Linked DNA regions of Homo sapiens: regions 2 and 3 are each linked to region 1. The links are chromatin loops, found by intact Hi-C in ENCODE. Cell type or tissue: endothelial cell of umbilical vein. All regions are shown on one strand. Region 1 overlaps RBKS (ribokinase). Region 2 overlaps BABAM2 (BRISC and BRCA1 A complex member 2). Region 3 overlaps BABAM2 (BRISC and BRCA1 A complex member 2).

Evidence for each region. Peaks named below come from ENCODE experiments on the same cell type or tissue, not always from the same donor. Only the 100,000 strongest peaks of a DNase experiment are listed, where the experiment ranks them.
Region 2: a loop joins it to region 1, with 5 times the contacts of the local background. A loop is called at or near these places in 2 of 110 quality-filtered maps.
Region 3: it touches region 1 in a loop (6-fold over the local background); 4 of 110 quality-filtered maps call a loop at or near these places.

Annotation. Positions count from the first base shown.
Region 1 is chr2:27,795,163-27,803,162 of GRCh38, reverse strand. The region is part of intron 7 of RBKS (ribokinase); the gene reads left to right. Among named protein-coding and RNA genes, the nearest start is that of MRPL33, 27 kb to the right of the region's middle. RefSeq lists enhancers at 3,316-4,515, 3,696-4,661. In endothelial cell of umbilical vein, no CTCF peak of the experiment used is centred here; DNase peaks (open chromatin) are centred at 3,772 and 7,052; H3K27ac peaks cover 3,391 bases.
Region 2 is chr2:28,076,611-28,084,610 of GRCh38, reverse strand. The region is part of intron 6 of BABAM2 (BRISC and BRCA1 A complex member 2); the gene reads right to left. Among named protein-coding and RNA genes, the nearest start is that of MIR4263, 84 kb to the right of the region's middle. In endothelial cell of umbilical vein, no CTCF peak of the experiment used is centred here; a DNase peak (open chromatin) is centred at 3,630; H3K27ac peaks cover 1,965 bases.
Region 3 is chr2:27,917,161-27,925,160 of GRCh38, reverse strand. The region is part of intron 2 of BABAM2 (BRISC and BRCA1 A complex member 2); the gene reads right to left. Among named protein-coding and RNA genes, the nearest start is that of BABAM2-AS1, 30 kb to the right of the region's middle. In endothelial cell of umbilical vein, no CTCF peak of the experiment used is centred here; a DNase peak (open chromatin) is centred at 4,450; H3K27ac peaks cover 2,019 bases.

The DNA of each region.
Region 1 (8,000 bases):
ACTGATAAGAGAAGTTAGAAAAATTCAGATTTTGGCCAGGTACAGTGGCACGTGCTTGTAATGCCAACACTCTGGGAGGCCAAGGCAGGAGGATCACTTGAGGCCAGGAGTTTGAGACCAGCCTGGGCAACAAAGAGAGACTCTGTCTCTATAAAAATATTTTTTAAAGAGAAAAGAAAGAAAAAGAAAAATTCAGATTTGAGCTGTGGAACTAGGCTCTTGTGTAAGCGGCACTGTGCCTAATGGCATGTTCACAAACAGACCGCTCAGTCCTGTCTGCATAGGGGAGAACCTTTCCACTTTCCCACTTTGGGAAAGATAGGCCATGCCACGCGGGTTCTCATCTTCTTGTTAAATTCCTCACTCCAGGGGTTGAGTGTCCCTAGGACTCACTGGTGGCCATGGAGACTGTAAATGGAGGTAAACAGGAGAGGAACTGGCTGACAGAGCTAGGGATTTCTGGCTCAGTGAGGAAAGCAGGGAGGTATTAGCGTGCATTGAACTTAGAGTTGCTGCGCAGGGCTTCTTAACTCACTAGAAGTCCCTGACTGGGCCACTGGTAGTTCTTTGGGACAAGAGGTCCTGCTTCATTTTTTCTCAAACTTTGTTTTTCATCATCATCCCATGCCAAGGAAACTTTTTTGAGACTTTTTTTCCTAATCACCCTCCCTCTTCCCCCGTGAAATTTTTATACCACGTACACACATACACACACACACACACACACACACAAACATATGTTCCTTGACCTACAATGGGATTACATTCAGATAAACCAACCGTAAACTGAAAATATAATTAATAGAAAATGCATTTAATACAGCTAACCTACTGCTATACTTGAGATGCTGTCCCTGCTAAATCTCATGTTGAATTGTAATCCCCAGTGTTGGAGCTGGGGTCTTGTGGGAGGTGACTGGATCATGGGGGTGGATTTCTCATGAATGGTGTAGCACCATCCCCTTGCCACTCTCCTCAAAATAGTGAGTGAGTTCTCTCAAGATCTGGTTGTTTAAAAGTATGGTGGTGGGGCACAGTGGCTCACACCTATAATCCCAACACTTTGGGAGGCAAAGGCAGGTGGATTGCCTGAGTTCAGGAGTTCAAGACCAGCATGGGCAACATAGCAAGACTCTCTCTCTAAAAAAAAAAAAAAAAAAAAAAAAAAAATATATATATATATATATATATATATATATTTTTTTTTTTTTTCCCCAGCTACTCGGGAAACTGAGACAGGAGGCTGGCTTGTGCTCCAGAGGTTGGGGCTGCAGTAAGCCATGGGTGACAGAGTGAGACCCTGTGTCAAAAACAAAAGTGCGTGGCATCTTCCCCGTCACTCTCTTTTGCTCCTGCTCTCCCCATGTGCCATGCCTGCTCCTGCTTCGTCCTCCACCATGAGTGAAAGCTCCCTGAGGCCTCCCCAGAAACCACGCAGGTGCCAGCACCATGCTTGTACACCTGCAAAACCATGAGCCAGTTAAATCTCTTTTCTTTATAAATTAGCCAGCCTCAGGTATTTCTTTATAGCAATGCAAGAACTGCCTAACACACCTACCAAACATTATATTACAGTTTGTACTGAATATGTATCACTTTCACACTGTCATAAACTTGAAAAATTATAAGTCGAACCATCATAAGTTGGGACCGCTTGTGTGTGTGTGTGTGTGTGTGTGTGTGTGTGTGTGTGTGTGTATACTGTGGCCCTTTGGAGAGCATTTGTGTAATATCTAAGATTTTTTTCACGCACTGCCACCAAGAATGGATTTTGACCCCTTTCGGGGAGATATAGCCCCAGTTGGGAATGCATGCCCTGGATGAAATGAAGGCTGTAGGCAGGGCCCTTCTGTTCACTCTGAGTGGCGAGGTTGATGACATGGAGTAAGTAGGTCAGGTGGCCCTATATCCATCATTAATCAGGATAGGCCCTGACCTCAGGTTCCAGCACTGCCCTGCTAGAGACGTCCTCCAAAATCACACTGTTCCTGCACCATCTGTTCAGCCTGCCTGCCCCGTCCTCCAGCCTCTGCTACATCTCCTCTCCATGGGTGGCAGCCCTCTGCCCAGTGGCCGGCTAGCTGTGGTAGACAGTGGAATGCTCCATCAAGTTGGCATTACTGAGGAAGTGCAGGCTGTCCCTGCCAGCAGTAACCCTGTTCCCATCCTGTCCTGCAGCCTTACCCGCCCCAGCTCTAGGCCTCTGTCCAGACGCCTCTCTCAGTGTTCTCCCTCTGCACGTCCTCCCCAAATGAAAGCATGGGGAATGGATTTCAGAGACCCCAGCACACAATGTTGACCATGGCTGGAACTCTCTGGAGCCTGGCATCCCTCATAAACAAGGGCCACAGGACACTGGCCTTCACCTCTTCCTGGCTCCAAGTGCATTCCTGGATGCCTTTATCCTTCTACTGTGAGCTGGAAACATAAAGCCAGTCACAGCATAAACCCCTTGTCTCACAATCCTATGGATTGTGCCCTAGGATGGTGACCTACTTTGTTTCTTAGAAGCCTTGTCTGGCCCCCTCTGACCTAGGTCATGGGCTTTCTCTGCCAAAAACTTGAGCAACTTAAGGGGCCACTGAGATAATACCATCTTTGTCTGCCTCACCTTTGTTGAACACCTGCTCTGTGCCAAGCACTGTGCTAAGCCTTTTCACATACATTACTTAATTCAGTCTTCACAATGGCCCTATGAGGTAAGTTCCCATTGTACAGATAAATAAACCCACAGAAAAGCTGAGTGACTTGCCAGAGGTCACACAGCTAGTAAGTGGTGAAATTAGGACTTAAACCCAGGTCTGTCTGAAATCCAAACCATTTACTGCATTGTCCCAGTTGAAAAAAACATTTTCCAGTTGTATGAATAGAAATAAAAATGACACAAGACCTTTATTGCCAGTGAAAAGACAGTGAATTTACCATTCTTAAAAGATGACAGAGCTGGCCAGGAGTGGTGGCTTGCACCTGTAGTCCCAGCTACTCAGGAGGCTGAAGTGGGAGGATTGCTTGGGCCCAGGAGGTTGAGGCTGCAGTGAGCCGTGATCGCGCCACTGTAACCCAACCTGGGTGACAGAGCAAGAGCCGATCTCAAAAAAAAAAAAAAAAAAAAAGACACCTAACAACAAGGGGCAGAGGCAGGACTTAAAACCAGGTACATATGACACCCATATCTCCTGCCTGTCAGTGATTAACCCTTGGAGGACAAAGAATGACTTTTACGTTCCCAGGCCCAGTCAGCTAGATACTCACGCCTCAGCCTCCTGCAGGCAAGAACAAGGCAGAAGCCCCATTTTTAGAACTTGGAAGAGAGCGCAGAGCAAGCCTGGCCCCTGGGCCAGCCTAAGTATGAGCCATCTCAGCAGCTGGCGCAGCCCTCCTTGAAACACTCTCCCTTGAAGAAATTCTGACCTAAACCCAGTGTAGCCAGCAAGGCTGACCCTGTTGGTGGAATCTGGTGGCCCCAGTATGGTGGTGGGAGGTAACAGAGACCCTGGTGGTTTACATTTGCCCTCTCTCCCTTTCCTGAACCCCTGGCAATATTCTTTTTTAAGAAATAATGCATTGACTTATGATTTAGTCATGTTTCATCCCATTTGCTTTTCCCTGGCTTCTAAAACCACAAGCATGGCTGAGGAATTCATGTCCACAGTGTAGGCTCTGAATAGCTTTGTGTAGGGAGAGGTTTTGAAAAGAGAAGAAAGTGGCATCTACTTGTGAGATGGAATGCATGAAGACATCGGGGAGGAATGCACGCGCTGTAACTGTTAGGGTCCCTCGGCAGTTTGGGTAGTGACTCATTCAGCGTGGGTACGGATTCCTAACAAGTGAAGCTTGGTAGTGACGTCATTCTTGCAAGATTGTCTGGAATCTGTTAGAGCTGCCTGACAAGATCTTACCTTGGAGACTTTCATCACTTGGGGGTTTTTCCCAGCTACACTTCATACCCATCATTTCCTCCAACTTGTCCCCTTTTCTATCAACTGGAATTTGGCAAACCAGAACTTTCATGCATCTGTTCCATTGTCATCCTCCTACAGGGCGTTCCTGGGACAGTGTGTGCTCCTCACCTCATCGCTCAGCACCCATCCTCCTGACAGTTCTTGGTTCGGTCAGTGCCTACCTCAGCTATGGTCCAGGCCTTGCACTAGGTCTCAGGACAGGGAGGTGATGAAGACAGGCGTGCTACCCTCAAGGGGAGGGCAGGGGGCAGCCAGAGGGCCTGAGACTGGTGGTTTCCGGGACAGCACAGTGCTTTGAACATAGTGCTAGGCAATAAATATGTGATGGCCAAGTTAATACCCAAGCTGAGTCTCCAAAAATGAGTATAGGAGTTAGTCTAGGGAAAAGTCCAAGCCGAGGTGTCTCCATGTACTGAGACCCGTAAGTGAATAGGAAGAAGTAAGTTCCTTAAGTGAATAGGAGGAAGTAAGAGATGAAACTGGAAAAGTGGTTTAGGGAACCTCGTGTGCCATGTTAAGAAGTTGATGCCACGGGGGCCACGTGGACAGATTTGCAGTAGTGTAGAGGATGGGCTGGAAGGGTCCAGACCGGAGGCAGGGAGACTGGCTTGGAAGTTAATGTGACCCTGTGAGGTGATGTGAACATTACTGGGGCAGTGGGGGTAGGAGTGGAGACAAGAGGACAGATTTGAGAAACATTTAGGATTTAAACTCGACAACTGGTGATTGATGAAGTATATGGGAAGGAGATGCCCAGGAGACCCCCAGGTTTTCAGTGTGGAGGTGCCACAAGCTGAAAAGATAAGAAGAGGTCCATGTTAAGGCAGAGTTTTGAGTTCATTTCGGCCGTGTTGAGTTAGAGTTGCCTGCAAGAGACATGAGCCAGGTTAAGCAGGCTCACGGGTGGTTAGATACACAAATCCAAAGACAGAGGAGAGTCTGGGCTAAAGATACTGATTTAGGACCCATTATATTCATAGCAGCTGAAACTGTATGGCTACATACCCCCCAACTTCCTTTCCTGCTCCATGTCTGTTTATCTAGGACTTGGGCGCCTACATGACCATTTTTCTCTCTGTCCCAATGCTGTCATGATGTGGGATGACTTCAGTGCCATGAGGATGAACCATTACCAAGTCTCATAGCTCCTAGATGCCCTCTATTCTGGTGACTCTTCACCTCCACTCCACTGCAGCCTCCCACTCCCATGACAACCTCCAGGACATTGCTAGTACCTCCTTGGAACCACTTCAGTTCTCCGGTAAAACCTCACATCCTCCTCTCTGAGCAGCCCCTGGCTTTCAACTCTTCTACGCCGTTCCCAGTTGTCTTAGTTCCCTGTACTTTCTCCTTGCCTGTTGACCCCCTCCTGACCTCTCTTCTTTCCTGATCCAGGTCAGACTCTCCGACTGTTCATCTGAAATATTCTTTCCTGAAACCTTTGATTCCTTTGTACCCCTGCTCCTCTCCCACACCTGCCCAGGACAACGCTAGTTCATGTTCTCTGCTCCTGCCACAAGCACACAGAGGAAAATGGACCCCCCATGCAGTGGAGCCTCACTGGAGCTTCATGGCCTTCCCTCTTCCATCCCTGTATTTCTTCATCACTATGGAAAACATAAGCCTTCCCATGGGGAAATGGGAAAATGTGGGCAGTCTCTTTCCCCCAAAATAGCTTCTCCATCTGCTCTGCTGCTGAATTCCTGCACAGATGACCTTGGTACAAATCTCAACTGCCATTTACCACCTTTTCTTTACACTGGGCAAGAGATTTAACCTCCTTGAATCCCAGTTTCCTCAGCGTAAAATAAAGATGGCCCAGGGTTGCTGCTGGCGTCTGTGACACCCTGTGCAAATTATTATAGAAGAAGCTGCCCCTCTTGCTAGGCACACAGCTTGGTGAGCTGGCCGTGGCCCACAGCCCACTCTCAGCCCTCAGCTGGGCACCCTTGCGCAATGCCACTTTGCCTAATCGCACACCGCAGCCCCAAATAAGCCTACCTCCCCTGGGTTCTGATGAAAACAAAGGCCATAACCTGGAAAGCACTCAGCAGAGAGCCTGACTCTGAGCAGAGCCTCAAAACAAAAGCTATCGCAGACCAGCAGACTCAGATTAACATGGAAGTGTGCTCTGCTGGGGATGTCACACATTTATGCCAGCTCCACAGCGTTTATTAGAGAGCAGAGCCTTAAGAAGCAGGGACATGAGTCAGGTACCTTCAGTGAAGGAACTAACCCATGGCCATAGTCAAGGGCCCAGGCAGGCAAGGGACAATGGGAGGGAGAGAGGAGTGAGGCAGCTATGGACAGACAGGATTGTCTGAAACGGAGGGGAAGGGAAATAAGAAACCAGCCTCCCTATGGCAACATTGCCTCGAGCCCTAGCAGCAGAGGCTGCCCACCCAGACCCATACCCAGCTCCAGGCGCTGCCTCAGGGGCTCCTGCCTCTCAGATTCTCCCCTTGGGGTCATCTCGCCAGCTGCTCATGAGTGTCATCTCTCACCAGCCCTGCTAAATCCTCAACCCTCCCCACCGGCACCCCTCCCACCCCCATTAGAAGGCTCAGGTATTCCATGGGGCCAGTTTTCCTGTCCTTGCGCTTCCCTGATTCCCCAGCTTCCTCAATGGGCACCACTAGAACTCAGAACCCAGAAGTGTCAAGGACCTCAGGAAGGCAGGGGTTTCAGATGCCACACCCACTCTATAAGAGCAGCTCTTCCTTAAGAGGAAATCACTGTGAGAAGGCAAAGGGTAGTAGCCACATGGGTATTATATTGAAGGAAGATGAATTATGCCATCACCCCTTTTGGCACAAAAATAATTTTCAGTAAAAGGTTAAAACCATCATGTTGTATCAATGAGAACTATTTCATTATTCCAAGAATGATTGACTGGAAAGTACTTGACTTACAGGAAAATCACAGTGATACAATACAGCTCCTACTTTTAAAGCACTTTCCGTTTAAAAAAAAAATCATACCAGTGTATAAAAATAGTTATACCGAAGATGTGAATCAACAGCCAAGTAATTTATTGGCACTTGAAAGCTTTGTGGTATAAATAGATTCAACAATGAGAATGTCAAGTAACTCTGGGCCATGGCAACCTAACCTTCATTTTCACTAACACAAAAGAAAGTCACGTGTAGTTCAGCAAGGGCCATCTGGTCACCTTAGAAGAGATCATGGGAAGAGAAGAACATGATAGAACCAGGACCAATAAGTCAGGTCAACTCAAAGCAAGGGACAAGGCAGCAGGAGAAACAGAGGGGACAGAAAAGTAGTCCCTGCCCTAAAGAGAGTTCAGATTGTCCCAGAGCGAAGGCTTGTACAGAAAACGTTCAGCACAATGAACTCAGAGTCCTAAGAGAAATACAAAGGGATTACAGGATGTCAAAAGGGAGGGAGACTCTTTTCAGCTTGATTTCCTTCCTTTTTCCCTCCCTCTTTGCCTGCTTGCCCCAAACCTTCACTGGGTGGTGAAACAGGATGGGAGCGGAATCACTGGGTCTGGGTACAAAGTGCAGCTCTGCCATTTACCAGCTCTGTGACTCTGGACAAATGACTGGATGTTTCTGAGACTCAATTCCCTCAAGTTTCAGTGGCGGGGGAGTGCAGGGTCAGTGTGAAGATGAAATGAGGTCAATGTTGTGTGTGTGTGTATATAAATACCCGGCTTTGCTGCCTCTTGATGAGGAGCAAACAGTAAAAGTTCACTCTCTTCCTTACCCTTCCACTCCTCTGTAAAGAGTACAAGGCCTTTTCTGCCCCTTTTATGTTTAAATTTCAAAGAGTTTTTCCACTGTTGGATGTAATGTGACTTTTCAGATCAGCCTTCTTGTCTTTGACCCGAAGGCCCCTGTCAGCCAGGAGCCTCCCTGCTTCTTTGTGGTTTGGGGCTCAGTAGTCCAACTGCTGCCCTCTTTGTGCAGAAAAACACAGAACCCCTGCATCTCACATCTGGTGAGAAGGTGGAGACTGGGGCAACTGAGAGACGGTCCATCAGCAAGCATTAATTGAACACACAGGACTTTTAAG
Region 2 (8,000 bases), 280 kb before region 1:
GGAAACTACCCAAAATGAAGACACCCAAGGGTACTTGAATGACACACATTTTTTTTCTTCCAATGCCCCTGGCCTCCCTCAATACCCATAACCCTAGAAAAGAGGAAAGTAATTGATCCATAGATTCCATCCAAGTTCTGCTTTCAAACACAACTCCATACACACACACAAAGTGGTGAGCAAATTCTATCTATACACTTCTATAATAACTGACATTCATATTTTCTTCTGGAAAAATGCCCTATCTGCCTTTACCACTCACATCCCTGAGGTATCCTATGCACACTGCCTCACCAAACGACACCTCTCCCTTCCAAGGCCAGCTATGATTTCTCTCTTAACGCACTCTTCAGAGGCCTTTCCAGGCCTGTTATTCTAATCAACTTGGTAGTTCCTACTACTTTCCTACCTTTAGACCCTCTCCAAGTCCTTAGTACAAGTATAAAAATCCTGTATGGTTGCCGCTGTGTCTCTATCATCCATGTGTACAACAGGAACTATCATAACCCTGGAGTGAGAAGGAAAAGACAGCCACGCTACCCGTCAAGCGCATCTTACTCTGCTGTGCATCACAAGAGAGGGCAGGACACCTTTAAGGTAACCAAATTCATGGTTAGAACCAAGTGTATAATAACAAAATGTTACTAAAATTAGGTAGGTTTGTCTTCATTATTAATTCACAGAAAGGGAAGGGGGGCTATGTGTTTTATTCTCTTTCTAATTGTCCTTACTACCTACTTAACACAGGTCACTGTGCTCAATAAATACAGATCACGAAATGACCAAATATATAGATACACAAGTAAAGAAACATCATCTATATCAAAGATGGCCACTCGCTGGGACAAAGATAAGAGTCAGTATCTAGTTACCCACAGGCCAAATCAGACCTCAGGAACACAAACACTGCTAGGTAATGTTTTATTCATCAATCTCCCAGGGACAATGATAGTACATACACAGCAGCAATAACATCAATCGGTTCAGTAAAAATAAGAGGCAAGATCATGTCCCAAGAGGAAGGGAGGGCTGGTTAGGACTGGAAGCATAAGGAGACTAGAAAATAGGAAATATTTAATAGTTATTAAAACAAATGTGCTGAAGAATTGATAACTACTGTTAAGCCATACAAAGGGCCCAAAATAAAATTAGAATCACAAATTTGTAGTGGGCCAAATCAGTACGGTTCTCAGATTGCTTCTAAAATGTTCCAACAGCAGATTGCAAAAAGCGGGAAAGCATGCAGTGACTATCACAGTGGACAAAGAACGTGATTAGGAGGGTTGAGGAGGTGGTACTGAAGTAGTAGGTCTTTGAGACAAGGCTAAGCATGCAATCAGCAGAGTCTAAGAGTGAATGACTGAAGGCACAGATCTAGCTCCACAGATGTGGAGGAGTGGAAGAAGCAGCAGTTCAGGACGTGGTAAGCAGAGAAAGAGAGTACTGATATTTTAGAAACAGAGCAGTGATGATGAAGTACAAGGTGCAGCAAAAAGGAAAGGTGGGGAGCAGAAATGGAGCTGGAAAGACTCTAACAGGCTGAAGAAGGATGAATGGATCATCATTTTACGTGCCAGAATTGGGGAGGATGATGGCAGAGGATGGAGAGAAGATAAGACCCAGGTACTGAGGTTGTCTAGCAAAGTGGGAATGAGTCTAGGGTTGACAGAGTCAGCAATGATTACTGAAAAGAGTGGTGCATGTGGACAAATTATTAGGTTTTAATATTTTCACAGTATATCAGGAGAAGTGAGAAAGGTGAGGCCTCCACAGCAACGAACAGAATCAATTTTCAGTAAAGACAAGAGGCAGCAGAAAAATTACTTACAAGTGAGGGAATTACAACTCCAGATGAAAGAACACTATTTCTGGTTACTATTAAGTTGAATGAATTAATTAAGCATAGAGTCTACTAGTAAAATACTCTGAAAACCTGTAAACTAAAGAACCATGAAAATAGCAACCATCCAATTCCTTAACTGTGATCATTATCTGAGGATTCACATGCCAAGCACTATAGGAAGTGCTTCACAGGCATTATTTTATTTCATCCTCACAACTTAACACTGTGAGACAGGTATTAGATTCATTTTAGAGAAGAGGATACAAAGGCATAAATAAGTTAAATAACTTGCCTAAGGTCAGAGTCAGTGACAAAACTGGGACTGGAACTCAAGGGTAACTGATAGCCCTTGCTGTTCTTAAGCACCAACAGAATTCAGATGACATATTGCCTTTTCCAGTATTTCTGCTCTTCTTTTTATCTTTAAAATGTTTCTTTGAAAGCTATGAAATACCAGTGCTCAACCACATCAGACAACCAATACCACAAAACTATTTGCTTTATACTGAGAACGCACTGTAGTGCCTTCCTTGGAATGCAACACTTTTAACCTAAAACTGAAAAATATATCACGCTGAAAAAGAATTGCTCTTCACTTTCAAATTACTGATATCAGGGTGAATGGCTTGTTCTTCTGTGCATGGTTGTTTTTTTTCCCCCATAGCAATATGCCACTGTCACATCATGAAATCTTAGGCAGCTACTATTGTTTAGTTTCAATATGTTTCCTTACCTCCAAAGAAAACAATCAACTCTAAGTTGTCTCCACTTCATTACTAATAATTTATTATTAAAAAGCACAAAATGCATTGCACATTATTACTTTAGTTCTTATGCATAGTAGATAATTGTTTTTTATTAAAAACTGCATGTAAAAACATCTTTAGGACATTTGATAAAACATATCCCCATGCCTTTTTGTTATCCGTATCATGTCCACACCTAGAGAATGAGGCAGGTTTGACCTTCTGAAAGGTAATGGGTCTGAAACAAACTAAAGAAATTATGGGCCTCTTTTCATTTGGCTTAAAAAGGGATTTATGATCATTTCTGTTCAACAACCTAAATTCATTTAGGGCTGAAGTGAGGGAAACAGAGGAAAGGAAGTGGGAGTAGCGTAGCATTAAGAAACGCTGAGAAGGGCCCAGTGTGAATTAGGCTAGTGGAAATGCAGACTCTTAAGATGTGCTAAAGCCTGATAACCACTTTTAGTGTTTTCAAATCCACAATTCCCACGCATTCATCTTATTCAGTGGTGATGTCTACAATGTTAAAGTTGCCACAAGATACACTGAAAGCAACATTTTCTGTACCAAGTAATTTGATTCACAGAAAGCATCTTCTCAACACAGTGGACCTTGCCTGGTCTTACGTACAAATTGGGAATCAGGTAAGTGTGGCTCTAGCCTGCCTACAACAATCGTCTGCACCACAGGCTTGGATAAGTTCTTCTTCTAGAAAAGAAGCAGCTCCTACTTGCCCTGTATATCTTAAAGGGCTGTGAGAAGAAGCACATGCAGGCGCTTTGCCCTGGGGAGAGTTACATGTAGAAGGGACTCTGGATGGAAGCAGGCGCTCTGTGACCAGCCTGCCAGTCTGCGAATCTATGTGGCTGGCTGCACTACGTTTTCCTGCCCTCCTCTCCCCAGCTATAGGAAGATTGTTTTGTAGGCTCATTATTGCTTCACCAACTGCTAGGAAGGAAATATTTCTATGCAATAAAAATTCTTTTGGTGTTTTTTACTCCCTTCTCATCCATGCAAAACAGGAAAGCATGATACATTGCCTTTTATGGTAACAAAAGATCCAGACGAAGGTTCTTAATGTTCTTAGACAATTGTGCTCACATTATTACCACAACACTTTCCTAACTTCACTGTTTGAATAGGAAAAAAGATGCCTTACATGCTCCAAGCTTAATGTATCTCCAGGGAAGATATATCCTGACAAATGTTTACTAAATCAGGTCACGGATTAATCAAATAGGGAGTTCACTGAAATAATAAAATTAATATGCTTGCAGATGGCTACTTAAAATGAGAATGCCAAGGTAATTGTAAGTGGTTTTAAAAGCAGTTTTCTTTTCTCTTTCAAATATTTGAACCATGCTCTTAACAATGTAGTCTACAGAACACAGGCACAGATTGGTCTCTTCTAACATGATTACTGCTTTTATTTACATGTTGTTCAACAGCCATCACCAAAAAAAGCCATCATCAGACTAGTATCTCATCTCAAGGAGTACCTACCATCTCTCTCATTATATCTAGAGATTTTTGAGGCAGGTAGTCTATAGATCCTTTTGCCTCATCCAGGTAGTCTATCCTATAGACAAATTTTGGTACTGAAATCACCTCTCTCTCCTTCTCTTTTCAATGCTCTGATTACATACATTATAATCTGTTTTCATTTAAGGAAATGAAACACATGTCCTTAATGCTTTTTCTGAAATGCTGGATGGTACAGTTATTTTTAAATGAGTATCACAGAATTTTAAGGCTGAACCTCAGAGATTATCTAGTTCACTTTTGAAATTAAAGATAAGACTGGAGCTCAGAGAGGTTTCTTTACTTTCCCCAGAGTCACACCATTAATTAAAGACAAATATGATAAAAGATGCCCAATTTAACTACTTTTAAAAATCTAATCTAAAAATCTGAATGTACAAATATTATTCTTTGTATAGAAGGAGTGGCTGAAGGGTTTCTTAAATGGTGAGCTCCTATAGTTTCTTTTTAAGAATTCACTGTGCAAAACAGTGTATACTAACCCTGCAGAAATATATCTACAGTATAATGTTAACTATGAGCCTAGATTTGTAATTTATTTTTTAGGTAACATATTTTTAAAATAGTATAATATAACTTTTATTGTTAATACCACTACAAATAAAACATTAAGATAATTCCGGCTTTTTCAAAGAGTTTATGTGAAAACGTAAACCCTAACAGTTTATTTTCTAATGTCTATGACACTGTCTCAATCAGTGAAATGAAATCCACCCACCTTTACTTCAAATTAAAGGCAATGCTTACATTTACAGAGAATTATGTTCCTTAATAAGCACTGTAAATCCATACAATGTAATTAGGCTGGATTTCCCATGAAAATAAGTATGAAGGTAAGGTACCTGACCAAAGGCCTAGAGCTCAATTTAATTTAAAAAATATACAACGATCAGACCATTGTATTTGAACAGTGAAATAATATGCTTATTTACTGCAATTCAAAAATTAGTCATAAAACTTTTCTTTAGTAAGCTATATTTACTAATAAAGGAAGCAAAGAGCTTTTATTTTACCTCTAATTCCTGCCTCTCTTGTACTACAACAAAAAGAAAACAAATAAACACTGTCATTGGAGTAATCAAATTCTGAAGACTTTCTCTAGAAATATGTGCAAGAGTTTGGTTTTTTTCCCTTAGATGAAATAGTCTAATCACTGATATAATGAATGCCAATCTAGCCACCATGCAGATAAAGAAACATAACATGAAATACAAAGGAAGGGCCTGTGTAGCCCCTTACCTTTCTCATCCCCTTACCTACTACCCCTGCCAGGTATCCACTATTCTGAAATTTCTGTTTTGAGGAAACTCTGGCACACTTAATGGTTCTTGAGAAATGATTTTATTGCCATTTTTTCTTTCTGCAATTTTTTCTATATAAATTTAGAAAATAAGTTGCTAAAGAAGTAGGATCAGTATTTCCCAATTTCTTGGAGAATATGTGTTAATTTGTGTGTTCAGCTGACATAACAATGAGAGTTGAAAAATTGGTTCATGCTGGAAATATGATTAACTGTAAATAAATCTAAATGAGAACCACTTGTTTAATGATTAACGAAGGAAGGATGGAAGGACAGAGGAAGGGAGGAAGGGAAGAAGGAAGGCTAACCATTCCAATGGATATAAGAAATGCCTTCATGCTAAACCCTTTCAAGTTTATAGTTCCACCTCAGTTTCTCTTCTGAATGCCAGACTTGCATATCCTAGCTACTGGACATCTCCACCTAGATGTCTGAAAGGCAATTCCAAATCAACACTGCCAAATTATTATAGAAATCTTGATCAACACCTCAGTGTGCTCACCCCCACCCAAACCTATACCCCACTCTAATCCCCATTCTCCCATCTAAATACAATAGTCCTTCCTTATCCATGGGAAACATGTTCCAAGACCTGCCAGTGGATGCCTAAAATCATGGATAGCATCAAACCCCCTATATACTATGCAAAAAATTCATTTTCCTTCTTCATAATTTCATGGATAGATGATTCATTCTTACTGTAAAGCTTAGCAACCTCAGCATAGGGTTTTTTTCTTTCATTATTAATTCTAGAACTTTCACCTTTTCACTTAAAGCACTTTACGGCTTGTGTGGCATGTCTGAATTGCCAGCATCCCTACTCTTGCACTTTGGGGCCATAATTAAGTAAAATAAGGGTCAACTTAATTCAAGCATTGTGGTACCAGCAACAGCAGATCTGATATTGGTTATATCAGACATCCATAAAGAGATATGATATAACCAATATCAGATCTGCTAATTGGCTACTAAGTGATGGAAGGGCACGCAGTGTACACAGCTAGAGCAAAGTGGCTTGTACATTGTGAAGATGCTGGACAAAAGGACAATTCACATCTTGGGTGGGACAGAGCCGGATGTCATGAGATTTCATCATGTTACTCAGAAGAGTACAAACTTTAAAATGTATAAATTATTAATTTCTGGAATTTTCCATTTAATTTCTTTGTACAATAGTTGACCCAGGTAACTGAAATCCCAGAAAGTGGAAAAGAGGATGGAGGTACTACTGTAAATGGCGCAAACATCTACCCAGTTACTTAAGCCAGAAACCAAGTGGTCATCCTTGTTTTCTCTCTGTTGGTATTTAATTTTCTTGATATAATCATGAATTTTATGAAAACTATGTTCAACATTGTCCTGTCTTTCCAAGATATTGTCACTCTAGAGAATCAAGAAAAGGAAGTCTGATAACATGATATAGTGTTTTTGATGTAATTCCTGAGAATTTTCTTTGGGGTGGAGTTGAGGGAGTGAGAGGGAGGTTAGGAAATAAAGAGATAGGATCAAACATGGTATTGCTAGAAATTCTGGGTGTCACAACAACCCACAATGAAGAGTATTTGTTCTTCAAAACAGAAGATAGTTGTCCCCTCCCCTCAAAAAAACCCTAACTGTAATCTTCCTCTAAAATAATATTTATTTGGGTTTAAATTATCTCAAAAATAACAGCCTTTATCCTTAGAAGTTCTAGAATCCTATGTCAAGTTTTTTGTGAAATAAACAGCTCCTCTGTACACTACCTCTTCTGGAGTCTGTAATCAAGGATAATTATACTATGGAATAAAAGCCAAAAGTTAATACAATTTTAATAGCAGCTTACAGACTCCATAAAAATATTTTAAGTTCATAAAGCATATAGGAACGAAACACAATAGTCTTATCTTAAAACTTTAGTTCTTAAAAAGGAAAAACTTAATTTAAATATGCTGTAAGAAGATATTCAAATATAGCAGGTTGTGCTTATTGTTACAAACATTTATGTACTTTTATAACTAACTCGTCTCTCCATTCCTATTAATTATTAATTACATTTAATACTATTGTTAGAAAGTAGGCAAAGCTCTGGGTAATTTTAGTGTTTGTCTCTAAAACCTAAAGGCTGAAAAGGCCTGTCAGCCTCTAAAAATGAAAGACAGTGGCATTTGAGAGAATATTTACAGATTTTCTAAGTCATTTACCCCTACTGCCAATTTCTAATTAATGAAAGAATATATCAAGTTGATAAAACCTTGCTTATCACCTAAATTAGGCAATGATATACAGATGAATAAGGCATGGAGCCTGTCCTTAAAGAGTGCATGGTACAGAAATATCTTTATACAAAGTAAAAAGAGAAAATTGAGATGATAAAACTTTCTATTAAAAATGTTCAATGGGCTGGGCGCGGTGGCTCACACCTGTAATCTCACTTTGGGAGGCCGAAGCGGGTGGATCATGAGGTCAGGAGATTGAGACCATCCTGGCTAACATGGTGAAACCCTGCCTCTACTAAAAATACAAAACAAAACAAAAAAAATAGCCAGGCATGGTGGTGGGCACCTGTAGGCCCAGCTACTCGGGAGGCTGA
Region 3 (8,000 bases), 120 kb before region 1:
ACTTACTTTCCAATATCATAAGTGGGAATGGGGGACAGGGGTATGAAGAGTAATACTTCCCAAAAGCACACTCAAGTCAAAATTATAATCTCCAGTTAGGTGCAGGGATTCTGCTTTGCTGAGAGGAATCTACAAATGTGAGGCCAAGAGCCAAAGTGCTCAAGGGAACAGAGGAAAGCTGCCATTAGTAGGTCTCTTTCTCCTAAGTGGCACTCAGCTTGTCTTCCAATGAAATGTTGGGCAAATCATTTAAGATATGTTACATTCTATCTTCCTTATATTATCTAGGATAAATAGGTGTATAGGAAACAAGCCAGTGCCATGTACCTCAAGTTTCTTCTAAGATTAAACTGTTTCCTCTTCTTAAGTTACCTCTGTCTAAAATTGGTTTGGTCATGTTCTTTAATTTACTGTGAAAATTCAAGTTGCACAAGAGGAGGGTGCTCGTTTTTCTGTTAATCAAAAAAGAGCATAGGGGCAGGGCACAGTGGCTCACGCCTGTAATCCCAACAACTCTGGGAGGCTGAGGCAGGCAGATCACCTGAGGTCAGGAGTTCAAGACCAGCGGGGCCAACATGGTGAAACCCCATCTTTAGTAAAAATACAAAAATTAGCCAGGTGTGGTGTGCATGCCTGTAGTCCCAGCTACTAGGGAGGCTGAGGAAGGAGAATCGCTTGAGCCCAAGATACAGAGGTTGCAGTGAGCTGAGATCATGCCTCTGCACTCCAGCCTGGGCAACAGAGCGAGACTCTGCCTAAAAAAAAAAAGAGCATGGGTTTAAAAGAGCTTTCCTCTGTTGCCTTGAGGAGTTTGACTCTTGGCCCCAAATCTGTATATTCCTCTCAGCAAAACAGAAGGCCTGCAGCTAACTGGAGATTACCATTTTGACTTGATTGTGCTTTTGGGGAGTATTACCCACTCCCATCCCCACTTCAAGTAAGTGATCTTTCCAATGTCATATAGCACTAAGGGGAGTTTTGGTAAATTCTAAACCCATGGTAATGTTTAAAAAGCTTTAAAAATACATGGAAATAGTATGATTCCACTTATGGAAAAAGGACACTTGAAAGTATGTATATCTACACACATAGACAGATTTCAGAAGGAGAGTAACCAAAATGTGGCCGGATTTGAAATGATTTTTACAAGATTCTTCTAATTACTTTTCTGCATTTTTTTTTAAATTTTTTGAAACACGGTCTTGCTGTCACCCAAGCTGGAGTACAGTGGTGAAATCACAGCTCACTGAAGCTTCAAACTCCCGAGCTCAGGCGATCCTCCCACATCAGCCTCCCAGGTAGCTGGGACCACAGGCACATGCCACCACACTTGGCTAATTTTTTGTATTTTTAATAGAGGCAAGGTTTCACCATGTTGCCCAGGCTGGTCTCAAACTCCTGGAATTAAGTGATCCTCCTGCCTCAGCCTCCCAAAGAGCTGGGATTATAGGCATGAGCCACTGCACCCATCTGCTTTCTGCATTGTTTTGATTTTTATAATGAACATGAACTATGAACTATTTTACTATTATAATTTTTTTAGGAGACAGTGTCTTGCTCTAGAGCCCAGGCTGGAGTGCAGTGGCACAATTATAACTCACTGCAGCCTTGAACATCTGGGCTCAAGGAATCCTCCCACCTCAGTCTCCCAAGTAGCTGGGACTACAGGTGCACCACCACACTCAGCTAAATTTTTTTTTTTCTTTTTGAGACAGGGTCTCAGGGCTTTGCCCAGGCTGGTCTCGAATTCCTGACCTCAAGCAATCTTCCCGCCTCAGCCTCCCAAAGTCTGGGATTATAGGCATGAGCCACGGTTTTACACAATTATAAAATCTTTTAAGGCTAAATACAACCCTTTTCTATTTGACTAGGAAAACTTGGCTATGATGGCCTGATTTTATCTTTTTCTTTTAAAGTACTTCACTCCTTCTCAGAAGGAAAGAATTCAGGGTGATATACTGATGAACAGTCTTCAAGTAAGGCATATGAAAGTCTTTATACTGTGATATCACAAAACTTCACATTTCTAACATTTATTATCTTTCACAGTTTCTTTGGGTCGGAATTTGGGAATGGCTTGGCTGGGCAGTTCTAGCTTAAGGTCTCCCATGAAGCTGCTGTCATAAATCAGTAACAGATAACTAATAAAGCAGGGAAATTCACTCATCTAGAAAGCCATTTCCTTATACAAGTATGAAAAAGCTAGTAAAGAAAAAGCTACTGGCTACATTAAAATTATATTTATAGAATGGCAACTTGTCCTCACACATAGTTAGAGCCAAGGTTGAAAAAGCCAGTATTCCAAATTGAATCACTTTTAATTTAAAAATTATTTTTAAATATTTTAAAATTGCTGACGGTTAAGTATAATTTCAAATTTGTCTCTCAACTATATTTCATCAGTGTTCACTGTGTGTCTGGCACTAAGTGCTAGGAATATAGCAGTAACAAGAACAAAAAACATATCTTGGTGTTAGAGTACAGAAAGGATTTTGGATAAAAACTATGCTGTAAAAATATATCTTTTACCAATTTCAAATTACCTAAATATACCAGGAATGCACTATTTTAAAGTTTAACATGTGAGTGAACAAAGGGAGTTAAACTCACATTATACAGATTATGAAAGTGGGAATTATCAAGCGGGAATTCTTGATAGCATCAAAGGAGGTAGTTTAATCTAGTACTTTATTACAGAAATGGCAGTTAATCATTGACGCAATAAAATGCTGAGCGTAAGAACCTTCGCACATTCTCATCTGTTGAGTCTCTTATTTTACATTTAATCACATGACTCCCAGTATTATTTGTCTATTTTTCTCCTTGTGGCTTGTTTTCCCAACCAGATCATAAGATTCTAGTGTCAAGCGCTATGTTATACTCCTTTTTAAGTAAGTCCTAGTATAGCACCTAGCACAGTGCTAAGTATCCAGCACTGATGAAATTTTAGCATATTACTAACACTCATAAACTAAGTTCAAGAACTGTCATTTTACAGATGATGACATCAAAGAGCAAAGGGTCTCACTGGCACTCTGGGATTGGAAACCACTTACAGGACACGCTAACCATATCTTAGTCTCCATGGCCTAGGCATCTTTAAATCTCCAGTGTCTAGCACTGATATCCAGGAGGTGAACACTCCAACAACTATGTAGGAGGATAAAGGTTTGCTGAATGAATGCATATATCTTGACTCCTAGTGTTGTACTCTTTTCATGATTAAAAACAACAACAAGAAAAAAAGACTGTTGATTTAACTGGAATTGGGATGATGTGCTCATCCTCACCTCCAAGAAAGGCAAAAGTGTGATTATTTGTGGAAGGTTTTCCCTTTGAAGAACTGTACACACAACTCAGAATTTAAACTTTAAGTTATTACCTATAATTATTATATTTCCACAATAAACAAATAACAGCAGCTAATATTTGTCGGGCATTTACTAATGTGGCAGGCACTATTCTAAGCTCTTTAATTATATTAAACTATTTAAACTTACAGCAACCTTCCAAGATAGGTGCTGTTATTACCCCAATTTACAGATGAGGGCACTGAGGCACGTAGATGCTTATGTAACTTGCTAGTGAGTGACAGAGCTGGGATCCAAACCCAGGATGTCTGCCTCCATGGCCCACTTTCTTAATTACTACATTAAACCATCTCTCAATAATTTAAGAGAAAACCATCAGATTAATATCTTATGATTAGTGAATTATAAATCATAATTAGTGGCTTATAAAGATTTATAACTATAAATCTCATAATTGGTGAACTATAAATGTTTTCAACAAATGATATTTTATTAAGTACCTAGAAAAATGAGAAGTAAAAGATGACAAAATATTGCCAAAAAGAAGTTCTATTACATGCGTTCTAATGAAAAGAAAATTATTTATCAGTAATAAGTATAAAAACTGTAAACACATAAATCAAGGCTACAAGAGAGGGAACAAGCCCCCCGTAACTTGACACAGACTCTACAATGATGACACTGTTCACTGATTTAGCAAACTATATATATAAAGTTTAAGTAAATAATGAAAGGTAAATTTGGATTTGACTCCTCTTTAAATTATCATTTGTTCCTAGTTACTGAGATCCGACTCAAATGTTAAGGTTTCACTATAAAAAAATAAAAGTAGGCAAATTTTACTATACTTTATAGGCTTTTTAGTGACAGCCAAGAACTAATCTAGATTAACAAAGCTATATGAAGATATTCTACAACCTTTAAAACATTAGCAGTTTTAAAATAATGCAAAATATAAGAAAATATATTCTTTCTGGCTTAATAGGGCTAACCCTGTTTTTTGATACACTGTCTGGAAAAAAATAATGACTTAGACCATTTCTATTCTTCAAGCCACCTAAAAAGAACAAAGTAGATGAGTCCAGGGTTCCTTCCCTGAGTCTACGTCAGTTTCCTTTACCCTGACTATTAATTTACCATTTGGCATGTGTCCTACATAGCTTCCTGTTTTCTTGATAGTGACGTTTGTGCTAAACCAACAATATTTAACATCAGCTGAGAAGGAAGTCTTCAACTTTGGCAACCTAAAATAACAAGTGACTCTCAAATAAAATATGCTCAAAGATCAATAACCACCTTTTAAAAAAAAGTCACATATTACAGTAAATTACTGTTAACTAATATTAACTACATTTTCATCTTTTAGAATTTATTTTCTCTGAATTAAATCTAACATAGATTACTCAGTTTCAAAAATTATCATGGTTTCTAGACTGGATGCAGCAGTAAAGAAGCTGGAAGACTGACAAAGGGTATCTTAACATCTATCTAAATAATCTAAAACATGAGCATTTTATCTGCAAAGGCATCTGAACTGGTTCATGGAATCTTACATATTCAGCCTTGAAAGGGCTATAATTATACCCCATCTGACTGGCCAGACCAAATCCACAAGGTCAAGTCTTAGACCTTTTTACAAGCAAAAAGGACAAATTAAAATCGGTAAAAGAAGACAAAATTGCATTCAGATAGATTTTCTCGGTTGATTTTCAGGGGAATGGGGCTATGCATTTGATGACATATGATATTCTTGATACATCAAGTACATTCTATCTCTAAAGCCTAAAAACTATGGCTAGACCCTCCTAGAAAAAATGATACATTTAATTCTTAGCATAGGATTCCAAAATGCCATCACCAAAATAAGTGACTCAGCCCAGAATGTTTTAAAAATTACAAAATTAAAATATTCAAGAAAATGTGTTTGCCAGTTCATGTGGCGTCAACTGTTATTCTCAGCTTCTATGCCATATCTCCATTTATAAATGATAAACTTCAACTCTACTTTAGAGTAGGAAGTATTTTTAAATGTTGGTAGGTGTCCCTATAACAAAAATGTGGTTTAAATTACAATATGGTTTCAGTAGGAATGATGGGCTCACATACAGTTTTTAACAGCTAACTAGGATCGGGAAAAAATCCTTTAACTTTTTCAGATAGATGCTTAGCTTATTAATTTTCAACCTTTCTTCTTTTCTAATATGTGCATTTAATTAACTCTGCTAAGAGAATAAGAGGAAATTGATAGGATTATCTTAATAAGTACAAGTGTTTGATGAAATTAAACATCCATTCATAATTTTAAAAGCTCTCTATAAACTGGGATAAAAGGGAACTTCCTTAATGTGATCAAAGCTATCTACAAAAAACTTAAAGCAACATCATACTTAAAAACAAAACATTAAAATTTTTTTCTTTGAGATAGAGGATGAGACAAGAATACCAACTCTCATCACTTTAATTCAACATTGTACTGGAGGTCTTAGCCAGGATGGAGGAAATAAGGAGTATAAAAATTGGAAAAGAAGAAACAGAACTTACTTTTTTGCAGAAAATGTGACTGTGAACATAGAAAATTTTGTAAATGTTCATATGCACTATTGGAATGAATATGTGGGTTTAGCAAAGTTGTTAGAGCATACATAGAAGTCTATTGTATTTCCATATACCATCAACTGTCAGAAAATAAAACTTTTAGAAAGATGCCATCTAAAATAATATCAAATGATCAAATATATAGAAATAAATGTTACAATAGATGTGCAAGATCTCTATGCAGAAAGCTATTATTAAGAAGAAAATAAGTAAACAAATAAATGAACAGAGATATCATGTTCATGGATTAAAAGACTCATAATGAGGCCGGGCACAGTGGCTCATGCCTGTAATCTTAGCACGTTAGAAGGCCAAGTCAGGTGGATCACTTGAGCTCAAAAGTTTAAGACCAGCCTGGGCAACATGGAGAAACCCTGTCTCTACAAAAAATACCAAAAAGTTAGTGGGCATGGTGGCATGTGCCTGTAGTACCAGCTACTTGGGAGTCTGAGGTGGGAGGATCGCCTGAGCCAGGGAGGTCAAGACTGCAGTGAGCCATCATCACATCACTGCTCTCCAGCCTGAGCCACGGAGTGAGAAAAAAAAAGACTCATAATGAAAAGTTGTAAGTTCTCCCTAAATTGATCTGCAATCTGAAAGGCAGATTCTAAAATACAAATGGAATGCCAAGAACCTAGAATAGATCAGATGATCTTGAAGAACAAAAACTTGATAGGATTATTTACAATAAACAAAAGGTAGAAGCAATCCAAGTGTCCATCCATGGATGAATGGATAAACAAAATGTAGTACTATACATTATATATATATACAATACTATACATATACACACACACACACACAATGGAATGGCATATTATCCAGCCTTAAAAAGGAAGGAAATTTTGACACATGCTACAACATGGATACATCTTGAGGACCTTATGCTAAGTGAAATAAGCTGGTCAAAAAAGGACAAAGACTATATGATTCCACTTACATGAGGTATCTAAAGTAGTCAAATTCACAGTCAGAGAAAGTAGAACAGTAGTTGTAAGGGGCTGAGGAGAGAGGGAAATAGGAAGCTATAGTTTAATGGGTACAGAGTTTCCGATGGATAGTTGTAATGACTGTACTACAATGTAAATATACTTAATGCCACAGAACTGTATGCTTAAAAATGATTAAAATAGTAAATTTATGTTACATGTATTTTACCACAGTAAGAAAAACTTTGGTAGGAAATTTGCAATACTGGATTTCAAAATTTACTATAAATGTTAGTAATTAAAATACTCATGTTGGTACAAAAATAGACAAACCAGTAAAACAGAATAAAGAGTTCAGAGACAGACCCTCACATTTCTGGACACTTAATTTACGACAAAAGCATTTCTTCCATTAGTATCTACATATTTTTTCAGATTTCTTTTTCAGGTATGGCAGGTGAAAATACCACAATATAAGTAATATAAATTATTTTTACAGTGTTGTTAATTTTATCTTTATATCATTTTTAGCTTATATTTTATGTATGTTTTATAATCTATAAATATATTTTTATAAGTAAATATGCATGTAGCAGAGGTACACAATAAAATAATTTGGGGTGTGCTATAGACTGAATGTTAGTGGCCCCTCAAAATTCTTATTGGAATCTAATCCCCAATGTGTTGGTATTAAGAGGTAGGGCCTTTGAGAGCTGACTAGGTCATAAAACGGAGGCCTCATAAATAGGATTAGCGTCCTTATAAAAGAGGCCTGAGGGAGCTCGTCTGCCCCTTTTCCCTTCTGCCATGCAAGGACACAGAGAAGGCATCATCTATGAGGAACGGGCCCTCACCAGACACAATCTACCAGAGCCATGATCCTGGACTTTCTAGCCATCAGAACTGTGAGCAATAAACTTCTGCTGTTTATAAATTACCAAGTCTAAGGTATTTTGTTATGGCAACCCAAACTGACTAAGACAGGGTGCATAATTTAAAAAAACACTTTGGGCCGGGCGTGGTGGCTCACGCCTATAATTCCACCATTTTGGGAGGATGAGGCGGGCAAATCATGAGGTCAAGAGATCAAGACCATCCTGGCCAACGTGGTGAAACCCCATCTCTACTAAAAATACAAAAATTAGCTGCGCGTGGTGGCACGTGC